2 separate regions of the Homo sapiens genome follow, and region 2 is linked to region 1. A link is a loop called in an ENCODE intact Hi-C map of the cell type or tissue named here. Cell type or tissue: dorsolateral prefrontal cortex. All regions are shown on one strand. Each heading gives the region's core, and the rest is flanking DNA. Links, peaks and the distances in the headings are about the cores only.

Region 1 (8,590 bases), core at 296-8,295:
AACAGCCCTGGACACTCAACGGACATTGTTGCTGGGTCACCAGGTTAGGATTGGGGATTATAGAAAGGTGTTAGGGAACAGAACCATTGTCCTGAGTTTGTCAGACCCAGAGAAGAGCTTGGGCTGTAGCTGTGGTCACTGTTTCCCTGTGGTCAGGGCTTTCTCTTCCTGCAAGAAGCTTGGCTGTCTTTCAAAGAAGGAACCTCAGTCTATGATTCTGCTGGTCATGGTGCTTTAGAAAGTAGTTGGTCTATGGAATCCTTGTCAAGCAATACAGAGAGCACCCAGTGTCCCAATATGCTTGTTGCCCCTGGTAGATTATAAACTCCTTGAAGGAAAAGGTTCTGTCTGCGTTTCATGATCTCTCAAGTTGCAGGCTCAGGGCATGGCATGTCAGATGACAGAAAGTGAGCCCTTTAATCTCTCTGGGAAGCTTAATAAAGATTTTATCATCACTTCCTATCTTCCAAAGCATTCTCTACACTGCATCATTGGTATTTTGCCAGAGATGCAAAATTCATCATGTCCCTCTTCCATTCAGGGTCCTTTGGCTACTTATTGTTTATCACCAACTAGTGTTCTCATACCTGTTTCCTCATCTTCAAAATGATGATAATTATGGGAGGATTGTTTTGAGGTCTAAATGAGTATGTGTGTATACACACATGCCCACACCTGGTTATGTATGTGCATACCTCTAGCTCACCAAAATCCTCCTTTCTCCACCCTTGGACCCAGCCATTCTGAATATCTTTTTTCCACTCTTTCACCATGTTTTTTTCTCTCCCTTAGAACTTTTAATATGCTGTTCTCTCTTCTTAAACATCTCTCTCTCTCTCTTTGTTTTTCTTTTTGTGACAGAGTCTTGTTCTATCACCCAAACTGGAATGTGGTGGCGTGATTACATCTCACTGCAGCCTCAACCTCGTGGGCTTAAGCAGTCCTTCCGCCGCAACCTCCTGAGTAGCTGGGACTACAGGTGGTGCCACCATATTCATTTTTAAATTTTTTATTTTATTTTTTTTTTTTAGAGATGGGTCTTGCTATGCTGCCCAGGTTGGTCTTGAAGTCCTGACCTCAAGCAATCCTCCCACCTTGGCCTCCCAAAGTGCTAGCATGTCAGGCATGAGCCACTGTGCCTAGCCCTAGATATTTCTTTTACTGCCGCTCCTGACTTTCTGCTCTTCTTCCTTAAACTTAAATGTTATCTATTCTAAGAAGCTTTCCTAATTTTCCAAGTGTAGGTTAATATAGTGTTTTTTCTAGGTGCTCATTTCTTAATGAAGCATTTATATCTATAGCATCTATAAGTCCTTAAGGTAGCTTAATTTACCAAGCATTTATTACATTGGGCTGTCATTGTCTGTCTACCTGTCAGCCTCTCTCTTACTAAAACTGTCCACTCCATGAGGGCAGGAACCTGTCCGTATGGTTCACTTTGCCTTAGCGCCTAGCCCAGTGCTGGACTCATTAACACGCATTCTAAAATACTTAACAGTATTTCCTGAATGGATGAGTGGATGAATACAGGTTAAGCAGGAAGGTCTGTCCTAGGAATTAAGCTTGGTTGTTAAGTGGTTCCAAGTTTCAATATCATGTGTGGAGTAGATTCTTGCTAATTCTTGTATTATGTGTTATTTAGACACCAGGAATCTGGAATTTCAGAATTCACTTCTAATTCTTCAGATAACCTTTTTTATTTTCTCTTAAAACCTTAGTTTTCCTCATGAATGCAAACATAATTGGAAAATCGTTTCGAATTACTTACATCCTCATTTATGATATTTGAAAAACAGCTTTTGTGGGAGCTCAGCTTTGTCCATAAGAGCAAAGGCTTAGCAAGGGAAATTACTTCAGTGAATCTGTCCTTCGGTATATTGGAGAAAGGGAGGTAAATTAGTCATTATCACTTCAAAATTTTCTATAGAACTACAATGCTTCACGGCTGGACTCGTTTCTGTCTTCCTTCATGGAGTCCTTGCAAGGCCATTCTAGGCCATGGTAATCTCATCTAGGTGTGAACCTCACAGACGTTGTTTGTACTACCCCTGTCTTAAGTCATTCTTGTATACCATCATTATTGTATACCATTATTTGTTTTTCCTGTGTGTTTGTCTTGTATCCTCACGAAGCACCGACCTCTAGAGAATAAAGACTTCACCTCACATCTCTTTCAATACTGCCTGACATCCAGCACAGCTTTATGTAATTTGGTAATTTTTTACAAAGTGAAATATGGTGGCACGTGCCTGTAATCCCAGCTACTCGGGAGGCTGAGACACGAGAATCACTTGAACCTGGGCAGCGGAGGTTGCAGTGAGCCAAGATCATGCCGTTGCACTCCAGCCTGGACAACAGAGACTCCATCTCAAAACAAACAAACAACAACAAAAACAACAACAACAGTGAAATATTAAAGAAAATCTTCAGGTATAATAAGTGAAAAGATAAGACTGACTCCATTTTAAAAATATATATGCAAAGAAGACTAAGAGAATAGTAAAGGATATAGTAAAATGCACAGCCTGAACTATGTTTGGATAGTTGATTATGGGTAACTTGTTTTTTATAATTTTCTAGATTTTCCACTTTTTCTGTAGTCATCTGTTATTTTTGATCAACAAAAAAGTATAAATGTTATTATTTTTTAAAGGAAGAGATTTTCTTCCCCTAGTGTCAGAAGCCACAGCTGAACTTTGTTGGCAGATAGGAGCAGATGTTGTCCTAAACTGTCTCATTGCAGCAAAGTTTATCCATTTGTTAGAACGGTCAGGAAAAGGTGGTGCCAACTGCATTCTTTTGGTGGAAATTTGAAAAGATTTTTTCTGGAAAAGCAGTTAAGGGCAGTGCTGCCATGGTGTGTTTTTGAAAGCTATGCTTAAGAAGTGGGAAAGTTACATAATATGGAGAAATTCAGATGAAAACCCAATTTTCTTAACAAATCTCTTAGAAAATATTGTTGTGACGATATTGTTCAATGCTGTCTGATTTATCTGAGCATATCCTTAGGTCTTTGAGACTGGGTTTCATAGAAAACAGTCTTCAGTGCTTTCTGTGAAGTTGGCAGCTAGGACTCTAGCAGGTGCGGCTCTCATAGCAGTTATCTTTTATTGAGCCTTTTCCCAGTCATTTGTCCATTCACTTGCATTTTCTCATTTAATCTTCACAGCAACCAAAAGAGGCAAGTATTGTTTCTTTGTTTGAATTTTACTGAAGAGAAACCTGCCTTCTAACAGAGGTTAGTTAATTTGCTGAAAGTGACCCAGCACAGGCAGGGGCCAGGCCAAATGTTCAGTGAATGTCTGCTCTGCACCTGGGCCTTCTGCTGGACCCATGGTGACGAACTGTGGGCCCTTGTCTCCAGAAAGCCAAAATAACATCCCTGGGGAGAGAGGATATAAACAGGCAAAAAGAAACCAAGTGAAGAGTCAGGTGACACATTGGGAGAGCAGAGAGGAGCAAGAGCTGGTCAGGAGGCCCTGCCTGGTGTCTAGTGCCTCTGTCCTCCGACCCTGCCCCACCACCATGTCTTTGTTTGTCCTACGTCCACACTGTCTTCACCTGCCCCTGACTTCCACAGGCGGTGGCGGCCTTTCCTGCCCGTCACTGCACTCCTGCTGCTCCTCCAGCTGTTAGCAACTGGTGTGTGTCCTTAGTGTGTGCCGAGTTATCAGTTCTACACGTTATTTTACTCATTCCTCACAACTCCATCATTAAGTCAGAATTTTCATCCCTGCTTTTCAGAGGAAGAAAACAAGGTTTTGAGAGCTCACAGATCATGTTCAGATGGACAGTTAGGAAGTGATGGGCCTGGGCGTAAATCCTGTTTTGTCTGATTCCTAAGGCCTGTGACTCTAACCACCTGCTATAAATGCCTTCATGCACAACTTTATTTGCCCCACACTGCTCATCCTAAAAGAAAAAATGCTGCTCTCCCATGGGAGTCTTTCCTGATGTCTCCTGCAAGAACTCTCTCGGCCCGTGTCCGCCGCTTGCCAATCTTCCTTTACTTCACCGTGATGGGGTCCTGCCCATCCCTTGTTGGACCGTGGGCCCTCTGAGGTGCACTAGTATCCCCCAGGTGCTTTGAATGCAGCAGGCACTCAGGACCATCTGGGATTCTGCAAGATGGAGGGTTTCTGGAGCACCTCCATTACTGAGTAGCTCCGGGGTATGGTTGTGAAAAGAAATTTAATTTTGAAATTCCAAAGAACCAGGTTACTTTTCTATTTCCTGACTTCCTCCCTTAGACTTCATGAGGGAGTGGTTCGGTTGGTATTTGAAAGCTCTGAGCAGCTGCAGTTTTCATTTCACTTTTAAAACAACCAGTGAGTTTTGGTAATTCTCCTAAAGAAGCCTTGGGTGCTGGAGAAGAGATGCTCAGCCAAGGCTGCAGAGGCTTCAGCCACTAGCATGGATGCAGTTGGGAGGGACAAATGCCAGTGTCACATTCATCAGCAGTTCCTTCGCTCACTTCTACCTCTACTGAGAACAGGGAGCTTGGGGTTGAGAAAACGTTTGATGCTTTTGAAATGCTGAGAAATGAAGACATGGTTGTTGTACGAATATGCATGTCCATGCCTGCCGTAGGACAACGTAAGTGTCATGACACTTGTAACCACAAGATGTCAGTATGGGATCAGTCCTAGGGGTCATAGGCTTCAACTCCTGCTTCCAGGAGGAGAAGGCACCGTGGAGGCGCTGGCTCTCCTCGTTTGTTTCCTTCTGCAGCAGTGTTACCCCACAGGCTGCATTTCCGATTCATTTTCCCTGTGCCGTTTTCCATGGGCTCACACCTCATCAGAAGGCTTCTCTTCGCTTTTCTCTCTAAGCTTAAATACTTTCCTCACTCCTACTTATGTCCCAAGTCACCTTAGGAATTCCCCCATTTTGGTGTTATCGCAGCACTCTACTTTAAAAATTTGCAAAAGGATATAAGTTACAGCATAGTTTTATCTCTTATCTAAGGAGGGTTTCAGCATGAGGAAAAAATGGTATCTCTGGTAAGAACAGCACTATTAGGATGTTTTTTCTTTTTTGGTAAAAGCTTAACCTATAGGGAAAATAGCTGAGCAGAGCAAGCAAAAGAGGGAGAAGTGGTGTTCAGGGCAGAACATGTGTCTGTTGAGGCATTTCTGTGCAACATAGGTAGGCTTTTGTAGCCCTCAGAAAGAGGTAGGTATATTGCACCCATTATTCTGATGAAGAAAGATGAATTATAATACCTTTCCTACAACTAGTTAACTACTAGCTGGTAAACTAGTGGCATAGCCTGGAAACTAGTGGCATAGCCTGGATTTGGAGTCCGGTCTGTTTGTCGCAGAGCCTGTGACCCCCAAAAGCCTGGGAGTGTTACTCTTGTCTCTATCATAAAGCAAGGAGGAGTCTTAAGAATCCATTCAGGAGTTTCAGCAAATATCTCCCCAGAGACCTGGCTACATGGAAGATGCCATGTTGTGAATAATACAGAGACCTATTAAATATATTATTTGCCCTCAAGAAGCTAAATAAAGTCAAGGAGGGGGGTAGGAAAAGACATGTAAATTCAGCTCAGTATAAATCAATCAGAGGATGGTAACATTTCCATGAAGTGGTTGGAGGGGCAGCAAAGCAGAGGGGAAGGGCCACGGTCCAGGGTGAGTTCTGTCCCATCTATGAGCAATTTGTAGGATCTGCCTTCAATAAATCTACCAAATGAAAAGAGTGTTGCTAAGGTCGCGTTTACCCCAACATTCTGAGATTCTAAGGTGGAATATGAGAAGGGGCATAATCCAAGCCGGCAGAGGTTGCCACCCTACGTGCCTTTGTCCCCCAGACACGGTAAGATTATGCTTAATCCTCTCTTTAGGTGGTCTGGTCCAAGGAGGACAGGTGGAAGCAAGGCAGGAGGTACAGTGTGGCTTGTCAGCGCCGGTTCCAGTGTCCTGGCCCATGGCTTAGATGCAGAGGAGAATGGCTTTGCTTCTGGAAAGATTTGGTAGGGAAAATAGCAGAGGGCTTCTGGAGTATAACTTTAGAAGTACTGTGTCAGTGTGAAGAACTTGGCAAGGATAAACAGAGGAGCCACAAGGATGACTGAACATTTGAAAAATAAGACCTGAGAGGAGAGGTTAGAGAAACAGGGCTTATGTAACCTGGAGCTGCTCAGAGGTGACTTTGGCAGGCTTCTTCAAGAACAGGACTCTCAGGATCTCTGCACAGACAGCAATGACTGGCCCTTTTTGTCCATATCAAGTGAGGACAGACTCCAACTGAACCACGAAAATTTTAGATTTCATCTGTGGAAAAGTTTTCCCCTCGCAGCAGCTGTAAAATGTGGAATACATCATGGAGCGAAGTTTATAGAATTTTCTCTTCTTCCTGTCTTTCAAAAAAACCACCAGAACACAGTAGAACCTTTTTATAATTGCGATGCTGGAGGACAGGCTTAATTTCCCACCATAGAATATGTTGTATTCAGCCTCTGCTGTATTTGGGGGGATGTGACTGGTACAGAGCATATCAGGTTTCTCAGAACAGTGAATCATGTTAGTTGTAATAATGGGTTCTGGATAGGATGACTGTATAATTTTTCCCTTAATCTGCAACACTTTGGAGAGTGAAATGGGGTGCTGTTAATAATGATGCTAGGACAACGGGTATAAAGTGGCACTGTCCCTGGCAAAGTGTGACATGTAGTCACCGTGATTCTGGGGCCGTCTTTTCAGAGGGATCCTCTTAAAATAGAAATCTTGTGTTCTCTCCTGCTAAGACTGTCCTGTGTCTTTCCATTGCACTAGAATGAAACCCACACTCCCAACGGTGGCCCACAAGGGCCTGTGAAAGCTGGCTCCTGCCTTCCCCAGCCTCATCCCCACACTAACTGGATTCTGTGACCATGCACCCAGCACATTTCCGCCTCCAGGCCTGTGCCCTGGCCGACTCCTCCTCCAGGAGCTGTTTCTCAGTATCCTTGCCCACCCCCATCCTGCCCTTGGCCTCGCTGGCTCGTTCTACCCCTTCCTGTCTTGGCTGGAACATCATCTCCATGGAAAGGCTTTTCCTATCCTCCGTGTTGCTTTTCTCCTTTTCATCTCCCTGCCCGTTTCCTTCATAGAGGTAATTGCTTATCCACTTTGGGAGGCTGAGGTGGGCGGATCACCCGAGATCAGTTCGAGACCAGACTGACCAACATGGTGAAACCCTGTCTCTACTAAAATTACAAAAAATTAGCCAGACGTGGTGGCAGGCACCTGTAATCCCAGCTACCTGGAAGGCTGAGACACAAGAATCGCTTGAACCCCGGAGGTGGAGGTTGCAGTGAACCGAGATCGTGCCACTGCACTCCAGCCTGGGCAACAGAACGAGACTCTGTCTCAAACAAACAAACAAACAACAACAACAAAAACAAAGAAGTAATCACTTATCATTTGCTGGTCTTTTTCACCAAAATGTACACATCACGAGGGCAGGATTTCACTGGTGAGCCCACAAGTATCTGGCCAGTGCTGCACTCATGTGCCTAGGACATGGCTGCTGGAAAATAGATGTGGAATGGATGACTCACTGCCTGCAGTTCCACATGGATTAATTCATCTCCTGACTTCCCTTTGCACCCAGAAGGTCTGTGTTTCTAAAATATGAATCAGCTGTATAAGTTTTTTTGTTCAACAGAATTGGTTGAACGGCGACAGTATGTACAATCCTATGCTGGAAGAAGCCGAAAACAGCCCTTATTGTTTGAGAACATAGAGGATCTAGCTGAAGAGGAAACAAAACATTAACTAAGTTAAATAATGGCTTTTTTTTTTTTTTTTTTCTGAAACAGAGTCTCACTGTCGCCTAGGCTGGAGTACAGTGGTGTGATCTCAGCTCACTGTAACCTCTGCCTCCCAGGTTCAAGCAATTCTCCTGCCTTAGCCTCCTGAGTAGTTGGGATTACAGGCACCCACCACCATGCCTGGCTAATTTTTGTATGTTTAGTAGAGATGGGGTTTCACCGTATTGGTCAGGCTGGTCTCGAACTCCTGACCTTGGGTGATCCACCTGCCTCAGCCTCCCAAAGTGCTGGAATTATAGGTGTGAGCCATTGGGCCCGGCCAGATAATGGCATATTTAACCTAAGTGCCAGTGAAGAGAGTAGGATGGCTGTCACTTTCATCCCTTCCCCTGTTCTGTTTCTCTTCCTGGAAGTTACCATCTGACATAGTACACATAACAATGTATACTTAGTGATGTCCTTATTGACCCTTGTCCTTCCCAGAATGTAAATCCTCTTTTTTTGTCATTCACTGCCATATTTCTAGTGCCTAGAACAGTACCTGGCACATAGTAGGTCTTCGATAAATATTGGTTGAATGAAAGAATGAATGATACAAAAGAAAGCAGAGAACGATCCCCTGGGCTGCCTTTTGGACTTCAACAGGCTCTTTAGGGAGGGATTGTGTTTGACTCCACTGAGGAGTGGAGGGAGAGCAGTCAAAAATGACATAATGGCATGAGTAAGGGCAGGGGGAGCCAGCAGGTACATGAGGGTGATGTATTTGGTCTAGAAAACAAACCAGTAAGCTTTCAGTGTTGTTTCTTGAACTCACAAACAATGCCCCCTTGG
Region 2 (8,590 bases), core at 243-8,242, 72 kb after region 1:
TGCCAACTACAGCTCAGCCACTTTGGGAAGGCCTAAAGGGATTTAACTTCTTGTAGCCAGATCTGTATTTCAGCTGTTGGTTTACTTGTGAGACTTACGAAAGAATGTAAGAGAGAATTGGTGGATTACAATGTAATTTTGTACTCATAGGTTGTGTCTGCATGGGCAAAGCCCCTCGTGGAAAGTGGGGAAAGGTCCCCTATTGACATTGGTGACACAGATGAAGCATGGGAACCATTTCATTGGGTGCTGGGATCGGTCCCCTACTCCCCATTTAGGGCTGATAAACTTCAGATGTTTTCTCACAACGTACCTCCTCCGAAATGTCTTCTCTGACCCCTCCCCACCTCTTAGGGTTCATTACCCCTTCTGTGCTAGGTGCAGCCTCTACCTTGTGCAAAGTAGTTAAGTTTTTCCATTTGTGAACCTGCCTTCCCTACTAGACTATGGGCTCCTTGAAGGCAGGTGCTAATTCTTACTCATTATGTCCCTGGAAGTGAACACAAACTCATTATTATAGTGCCATGAACTGCTGATGACACAGCTGCTCTGAGTGCCCACCCCACCTGCCTAGTCATTAACCAGTTTCTCATCCTACAGGTATATGCAAGGAATATTCTGCGTTGGCTCAGTTCCTCAAAGAGTAGGCTTTTGTAGTTTCTCTATAGGAGGGAATGGAGTGAGCATGAAAGGAGACAGAACCTGTGGCTCAGCTCAGTAATTCAATCTGAGGAAGGACACAGAGGCAGCAAAGGAGAGAGGTTGTAGAATGTCAGCAGTGTGGCTTATGAACCCGCCGTCTTTCTCTTCTTACACCAGATACCTTTTCTGATGTGTTGATTCTAAAACTAGGAGATGGCTGAGCAGTGTTTTTGTCTTGTTCCAATAGTGTGGGACCAATGCTGTGTTCTCCTTCTTAATTGGTTCTCTGCCTTTGGAAGAATTGTTGAGTATAAGCACCAACATCAGGACCTAAATACTGTAATAATTAACTTGTAAAAGGATTCAGGATCCTGAATGTTTGCTGAATGAACTAATTCATTTTACAAAACTGGACACACCTGGATTCTTGAAGCTATAAAAACAAATCTGGTCGCCCAGGAAAGATGACCATTTCAGAAAAGTAACCATAAGGCTTATGCTTTGATGTCTAAAATGCATGCTTTTCCTTTTTATTCATGTACACTGTGGCAGCAAATGCCTTAGAACCTGGCAAAAAAATTGCATTATTAAATAGAGACCTATACAATTTCTTAAGGTAATAGTACTGTTCTTTTGGCTTAGCAGGGCTAATGCATCAAGCAATGCCAGGGTAAAGACCATTACACATCTAGAGGGGTTCTAGATGTATGTGAGCCAGAGTAGCATTCCTACAGGGAAGTTAGCACACCCAGATGAAAATTGAACAGCATATTTAAATAGGAGTGATAAGCTTAATTATAACAACCTTTTATTGAGTCCTTACTATGGGCCAGGCACTGAGCTAAGCCTCTTCAGTAAGATGGGGAATAGAAGTAATTAAAGCTGGGTTACGTGGGTTCACCATCCTAAAAGAATGGGCAAAATTCCATGGAACTCATACCAACATTTATTTAAATATCATTTAAAATGGAAAATGTAGTTGCTTCATTTTGTATTTGCAGAAAATTAGAAGAGAAAGACGAAATTATCTTGTATGCAGGAGTTGTGCCTTTTTTGTCATTGAAATTCAGGTTGTTCGAGCCATCTGTTCATTTCTAACAGAAGCCTATTGCACTGATTTGTAATTATTTTGTGTCCTATGTTTGGCCTTGAGGTAGCCATTAGCTTATGAATGCTGTGACCAACTACTCGATGTAGTCTTATGTAGTACAATGCAGGCAATGTACTTGGCTAAATATCAAGCTCATGGCACATAGTGGACACTCTGTAGGTCCCTTGGACAATACAGAATTGAAGTTTTGTTAACCAAGTTTGGTTCAAAGTTAGAATGGTTTCATAAGTACCAGACCTGTGTTTGACATTTGGTTCTTCAGTTATTATAGGTTGAAGATCATTAGGGTTAGTGTCATAAAAATCCTGGTTTTTGGTAAAGTGTACGCCTACCTAGACCTACTCAAAGGTCCCGTGGGTGTGGGTGTGATAGTGGCTTTTCATTGGTAGTCTTCTGTAGATCTTTTCAACTAGATAGGGCTACTGGATGATCCCAATCCCTCTTGGGAGGGATGGCATTCCAAGGCAATGGATCCAAACGTGCCTATGGGCACTGGGCCACCTGGAGCTTGAAGCAGCTTTGCATATTTAGTCCCTCAAGTGATTCGCTGTCAACTGCTCAGGGTGTCAGCTGAGACTCCTGCTCTGACATCAGACTGTATAGCCTCAACAACTCTGCAGAGAGTCTTAATGCTCTGGTATCTGGCTGATCTAACCACTTCTATATTACTTAACAGATTACAAAATATTTTGATATACATAGTCTCATTTGACATGCTCATGATGATACTACAAAGTCTTGAACCTTGAAAATGTTAACCGGTGCAAAGCTCAATGATGCCAATGTTTCACAAAGAGGAGTGGAAGGTGGAATGAGATTGTATCAAAAGTATCGTGAAAAGCAGGTAAGTTATCTCTCTAATTTAGGTCTGAAGCTGAGTGTCTAGTAAAAGTCAGGAATCCTGGGAAGTTCCTAAGTTGGGGATTGGGAGACAGTGGAGAGATAATTTTGACCTGTGTCTGAGGGGTAAACTTGAGACTCCTGACATACATTCATGAGGCTAGCAGAGCTGTGAGAGGCAGCTTTTTAACGATTGGCATTGTCTAGGAGGCAGACTGTTAATTTTATTTTATTTATATATTTAGTTTTTGAGACAGAGTCTTGCTAGTCTTGCTCCGTTGCCTGGGGTAGAGTGCAATGGCACAATTTCGGCTCATTGCAACCTCTCTGTCCTGGGTTCAAGCAATTCTTATGCCTCAGACTCCCGAGTAGCTGGGATTACAGGCATGTGCCACCACGCCTGGCTAATTTTTGTATTTTTAGTAGAGACAGGGTTTCACCATGTTGGCCAGGCTGGTCTCAAACTCCTGACCTCACATGATCCACCTGGCCGGAGGCAGACTTTTAAATAACCACAAGAGCACACTTTGTGGCTCAGACCCACAGGGAGAAGGTCAGCATCATGCATGAGCATGGCAACACTTCCCTGCTTGTAGTTTGGGTCCTGGAACTACACATGCACTCTAAAGGCTGACAGTGTGGGGACCTCCACTACCAAAAGGAAAAGAAAACACTGGGGAATGACAGGAGGGCACGACAATAGAAAGGCTGGTGGAGGTCAAACGGGGAGCCCAAGGAACAGCATGATCAGCCAGAATTGTTGTGTTGACAGTTGCCTTGCATCGCAAATCCTTCCCTTCTCAGCTCATCCCTTTCTCTCTCCTCAACTCTCCCTGGCCTCCCAAAATCCAGATGTCAGTATTATTGTTCTACAGAATTTATCTGAGTGACTATGGAATTGGAGGAGTCCAGAAAATAACATCTAGACAAGGATGCAAAGGGTGTAACTGATGAGAGCAGCTGTTGTGGGATGAGGGTGTGGCTGACAGCAGGGCCTGCTGAATTTGGCCTCTTATGCAGCCTTGTGAGTTTGTGGGTGCACATTTTAGCATATATCAGGACTTCCTGGGTGTTCAGAAAATGGATGTCTTCTAAGGGCAGGTAGAAATCCGTGAAGTTAATTGCCCAGTTTTCTAATCACTGACATAGGGTAGAACGCTGCACAAATGTAGAATGAAGCAAGTGAAAAAATTCCAAAACTTGACCACTACCTTCAAGTATGGTATTTTACATCCAGGAGCCCCCATTCTCTTTTTAATCACCAAAAACATGATCTAGCAATCTATCTGCAAACCCTTGTAGGTTATCAATACAGGTGGTCAATATACAGTCAATATAAAGATTGTATACAATCAATATTCAGATGGTTACTGTGTTTCTGTTCCTGACATCTTGGCTGTAAGTGCTCCCGCATGCCTGAAGTGAGTCTTCAGAAGAAGGGACAGAAAATACAGGGGTGTACAAATGATAAGTCATTGCTGTCAGGGTAATTACAGACTCTTACAAGGTTTTGATTTGGTCTCATTTTCCATAGGCATTGTGGCACAGTGGGAAAGGGGATGCAGAAAAAAAATAATGCTTCATTTGGACTTTACAGTCTCTCATCCTTATTGCCAGATTTGTTTGATTAGATGAGCCTCAGGTGAGGCAGGATACAACAGCTGCCCCTCTGTATAAATTTTACCAAATGCCACATGTAGTTTTTATTTGGCTGTGTTTGCAATGATAAGCTGGAGCACCGTGGCATGAAGCAGTCGGGAAAATGCTTGAAACTGAGCACAGATGTAAACACCCCTGGGTCTTGTAAATCTCCCACAGTAAAGCCCCTCAGAGTGTTTCTCTCTGCCCAGCCTGTGATTTTCAGGCTCCCCAGGACCTCTCAGTGGCTGGCTACCCCACATCAGTGACCCGAATATCACCAGCCCAGCAGCACCGTCCAGTGGCCTGGTATGGCACATAGACCATCTGCAGGCCACACCCACCCCTTTGCCCCCACGTCTTGTTTTTGACATCCTTGGCAGCCTCTGCCATGAATTGACCAAAAGACCTAAGTGTAAGATAAGAAAAGAGAAGTAGGAAAGCAAGCAGAGTTAGCCCGTGGATGCTGGAGGTAGAGACGGCTTGTCTGAGACACCCAGCTGTTAGTCATCAGAGTGTCCGTCTCCAGCCAGCTCAAGGCAATGCTGGCCAAGGGTGCTGTGAGCAGCCAGGTGGGAATCAGTGGGCAGAGGTCTAATAAATTTTCATCAAGCACTCCAAGGCTTTGATCCACAGTGAGGAAGGGGATGGTGATGGCAATTTATTATAGTATGTCACTAGTGATGTAAATAACCAACTAGAAGGAGAAGGGAGGAAAAACAGGAGAAATTCACTATGTTTAGAGTTTTATAGTTTTTTGTTTGGTTGGTTTACACATAGTCATGGATCAAAGGGGAAAAAATTAAGGAGTGTTGACTAAATTATGTGAACTGTCAAGAAGTAAATGCTGCATGAAAGCAGATTCACTTGAAAGGAATAGCAGAGGCTCTCATAAGCCACAAATGCCAAAAACAGAACAACTGTGAGTGCTAGATTCTTAGTACCTATTATATTGTTCTTTATGGATGGCTACTATTGTGTAGTAGTTATAAATCCATCAGAAAAAGAGTATATTCAGAGATGAAATTGAACTGTCCACAGAAAGCAAAATAACTCAGCAGTTATTTTAATCTTGGAAGTATTTGAAAGCATTTAAAGCTGTTTTGCAAACATGACATTATGAGCATCCTTTGGCAGAGTAATTAAATAATCTGCTAGAAAGGAACAAAAACGTAGACTCTTGACGACAATGAAAATGTATAATATCATCTGCTTTTTAGATGTCATGGCATAAGTAACAGGAGGCTTTATATTTTCACCTCAGAGAGGAAAAACAAATTGCTTTGTGAGAGGAAAAACAAATTGCTTTGTGATTCCACTATAAAATGATCTAGACTTCAGCCAAGTTTGCTTGAAAACAAAAACTTCAGGACCATTTCTGATTGAATGCAGTGGGCATAGCGTAGCTACTCAGAACATTTTGCATTCTTTTTTTTCTTTAGGGCAGTAGCATATATTTACATATTACAGTGATATTCTGTCCTCAGTGGAATAAAAGACCACCGTAGTTTACTAAACATGTAGACACAAGTTCAAGGACTGACACGTAGACAACAAAACCCTTCCTCACCTTTGGATTCAGAACTCTATGTCATCAAAATCTCTGTGTATAAATCTGTGTTTGTGATTGAGGTTACAGCTACAACATAAGACAGAAGCCACCTTTGGAGCCCCTCAGTGGCCTAGAATAATTGCTCCCACTTATGGTCCTTCTGCAGTCACTAGGGAGATTTAAAACCACAAATCCCTACCCCAACATCTGACAGTTCTGCTCTATTAGGGATGACATGCAGCCCAGAAATCTATTTTTGGAAGCCACTCACAACCCTGTGAATACTGAGTACTCCAAAACTTCAAGGAAAATCAGTTGGTCATTGGGGGAATCATGGAGACTCTCGGATGTTTTTTCCAGGAGAATTTCAGTTAAAACAAAGGCTGTTTTATCCCCAGCCTTTGTCAGCTGGTGCTAAATATGAGACACTACAAGATTTCAAAGTGCCTTCAGATTGCGTATTAGATAGATCTTCTTTAGGTTAATTCTTCAAAAATTACATATCTTTATTTGGTGTGTGTGGTAACCAGAACATTTAATTTCCCTTTTAAACTAAACAAATTTACTACAGATTTAAACATATCTCCTGGATATCCAAATACAGATGTTCCTGGATTTATAATGAAGTTATGTCCTGATAAACCCATCATAAGTTAAAAATACATTAAGTTAAAAAGGCTTTTAATACACCTAACCTACCAAACAAACATCATAGCTTAGCCTAGCTGGCCTTAAACATCCTCAAAACACTTATATTAGCCTTTATTCTAGTAAAATCAACTCACACAAACCCTATTTTATAGTAGAGGATTAAATAATTTATTGACTACTGTACTGAAAGTGAAAAACAAAATGGTTGTATGTACTCAAAGTACTGTTTCTATTGAATGTGTATTACTTTTGCGCCATCATAAAGTCAAAAAATTGTAAGTCAAATTATCATAAATCATTCTGTCTGCAGGATGAAGACTTCACCTGGGAGATTTTAGAAGGCAGCCATGGTTGTCAATATTCTGTGAATTGGCCCAGAATTCTAGATCACTCATGAACTCTCAGAAATAAGTTGCTTTCAAGAAAGACCTGTCATTTCCAGACCAGTGCTTCTTAAACTTAAAGTGCATACAAATCCCATAGGTCTGGGGTGGAGTCTAGGATTCTGCCTAACAAGTGCCCAGGCAATGCCGATGCAGCTGGTTCTGAGAACTCCCAGCAAGGGCATGGTGATGAACCACAACCCTTGATATGTGTTGCTTGCTGGTCTGGAGAAAATCAACCGTAAAAAACGGACAGGTGTAACTTGACCTGGGTGTGGGAAGTGATAGTAACTTTGAGAGAAGGGGAGGAGGAAGAACTGAAAAGATCTGATTTTAGGGACACACAAGGCCTGGGTTAAGAAGAGGTGCAGAGGACCCTGCTGGCCCACACCAAGGTCAGGAATCGGGAGGTGCTACACAGAAGCTCAGGGGGATGATCAGCAGAGCTTTTCCTAGTCCAGGGAATTGGTGCTGGGCATGGCTTGCCCCGCTGGGCTTCCCTGGACATCTTACAGGCTAGCTGTCATAATGCCGCATAAAGCCAACACCCACACTCAATTCTGCTTGAAATCACGGCTTCTGGATTTACTTTCTTTTCTAACAGTGTGTCCAACAGCGGTGTGCTTAAACCCCGGCCCTGAAACAAGATTTTTTTAAAAAAAAATTTTTTTACTTCAGTATCCCCAGAGGTACCAAAGTGAGTTCTCGATCACTTTTCCAAAGATCCTAGATAGAAGAACTGTTTTCCTGTGGGTCTTGTGATAGTTTTAAGATGATAATGCATAGTGGGGAGGTGTCAAGGATTATTTCTCGAACTCCGAAATGTATTACCAGTCACACCGTAGCAGATGACAGCGTTCCGGAAAGGGTGTGGCTTAGAGAAATAGAAATTAGGCAAGGGGTTTCCTGCAAAGCCAAATGATCCAATTTTTTTTTTCTGTCCCTTGGAAGGCCAGTGAGTCTCCAAAATAGAAATGAAGCTCCCTAGGGCTGGCTTCAGTCATACTCCTGGATTGCTAACTGCTGACATGTGTTTTTAGGAAGATCGTTGCTAGTGGAAACAGCTTCAGGCAAGTGGCAGCACCCAAGATTCTCATGTGACCCCTGCACAATTTCTGGAGGAACATGACTTTACCAAAAACAATAAATGAAATCTCACATCCATATGTTTCAGTCAAGTTCAAGGGACTATTTTGTTGGCCTGAGACCCAGACTGAAATAAAATTTTTTTTAAGATTTGGTCAACATTATAAAATGAAAAAAGTAGATAATAGCTGCTCAAATTGGGCACCCACCTACAAAACAAATAATCTACCACTAAAGTCACAGTTTGTATTTCAGGTTACTTGATTTTTCAGTAAAATGTGTCAACAAGCATATTCTTCAAAATAGGAAGCCAAATGGCAAATGGTTGGATAACCGGAAAATTAAGGGATTGGTCTGCAAGCAAGCGAAGGCCATTAAAACCTTATGCGCTGTAGACACAGCCTTTGAGCCACACTTTTTCTTGCACTGGACTCATGCATAGAACAATTTGAAATACAGAGACTACAGATATGCATCTAACAGCACACTGGGCACATGTATTATGTTCCTTGTTGCTAAAGGGTTCGGCAAGATGTAGTTCCTTTTGTAGTAGTGTTCAGAGGGAGGTAAATAATGTCAGACCACTGGGCTCTGCACAGTGGGGCAATAACTTTCATGCTAAGCCCATCTGTAGAGGATATGTTTCCATAGTTCCTGTGAAACTTAGGTGGAATTTGAATGGCTGTT

The links. A loop is a pair of places that touch in the nucleus more often than their neighbours do. Peaks named below come from ENCODE experiments on the same cell type or tissue, not always from the same donor. Only the 100,000 strongest peaks of a DNase experiment are listed, where the experiment ranks them.
Region 2: it touches region 1 in a loop (6-fold over the local background); 13 of 110 quality-filtered maps call a loop at or near these places.

Annotation. Positions count from the first base shown.
Region 1 is chr7:28,016,559-28,025,148 of GRCh38, reverse strand. All of the region lies in intron 1 of JAZF1 (JAZF zinc finger 1), which reads left to right. Among named protein-coding and RNA genes, the nearest start is that of JAZF1-AS1, 160 kb to the left of the region's middle. In dorsolateral prefrontal cortex, for the core only: CTCF peaks have their summits at 4,426 and 4,626 (motif pointing right); a DNase peak (open chromatin) is centred at 4,668; H3K4me3 peaks cover 578 bases; H3K27ac peaks cover 1,649 bases.
Region 2 is chr7:27,944,025-27,952,614 of GRCh38, reverse strand. The region is part of intron 2 of JAZF1 (JAZF zinc finger 1); the gene reads left to right. Among named protein-coding and RNA genes, the nearest start is that of TAX1BP1-AS1, 210 kb to the right of the region's middle. In dorsolateral prefrontal cortex, for the core only: no CTCF peak of the experiment used is centred there; a DNase peak (open chromatin) is centred at 4,524; H3K4me3 peaks cover 720 bases; H3K27ac peaks cover 458 bases.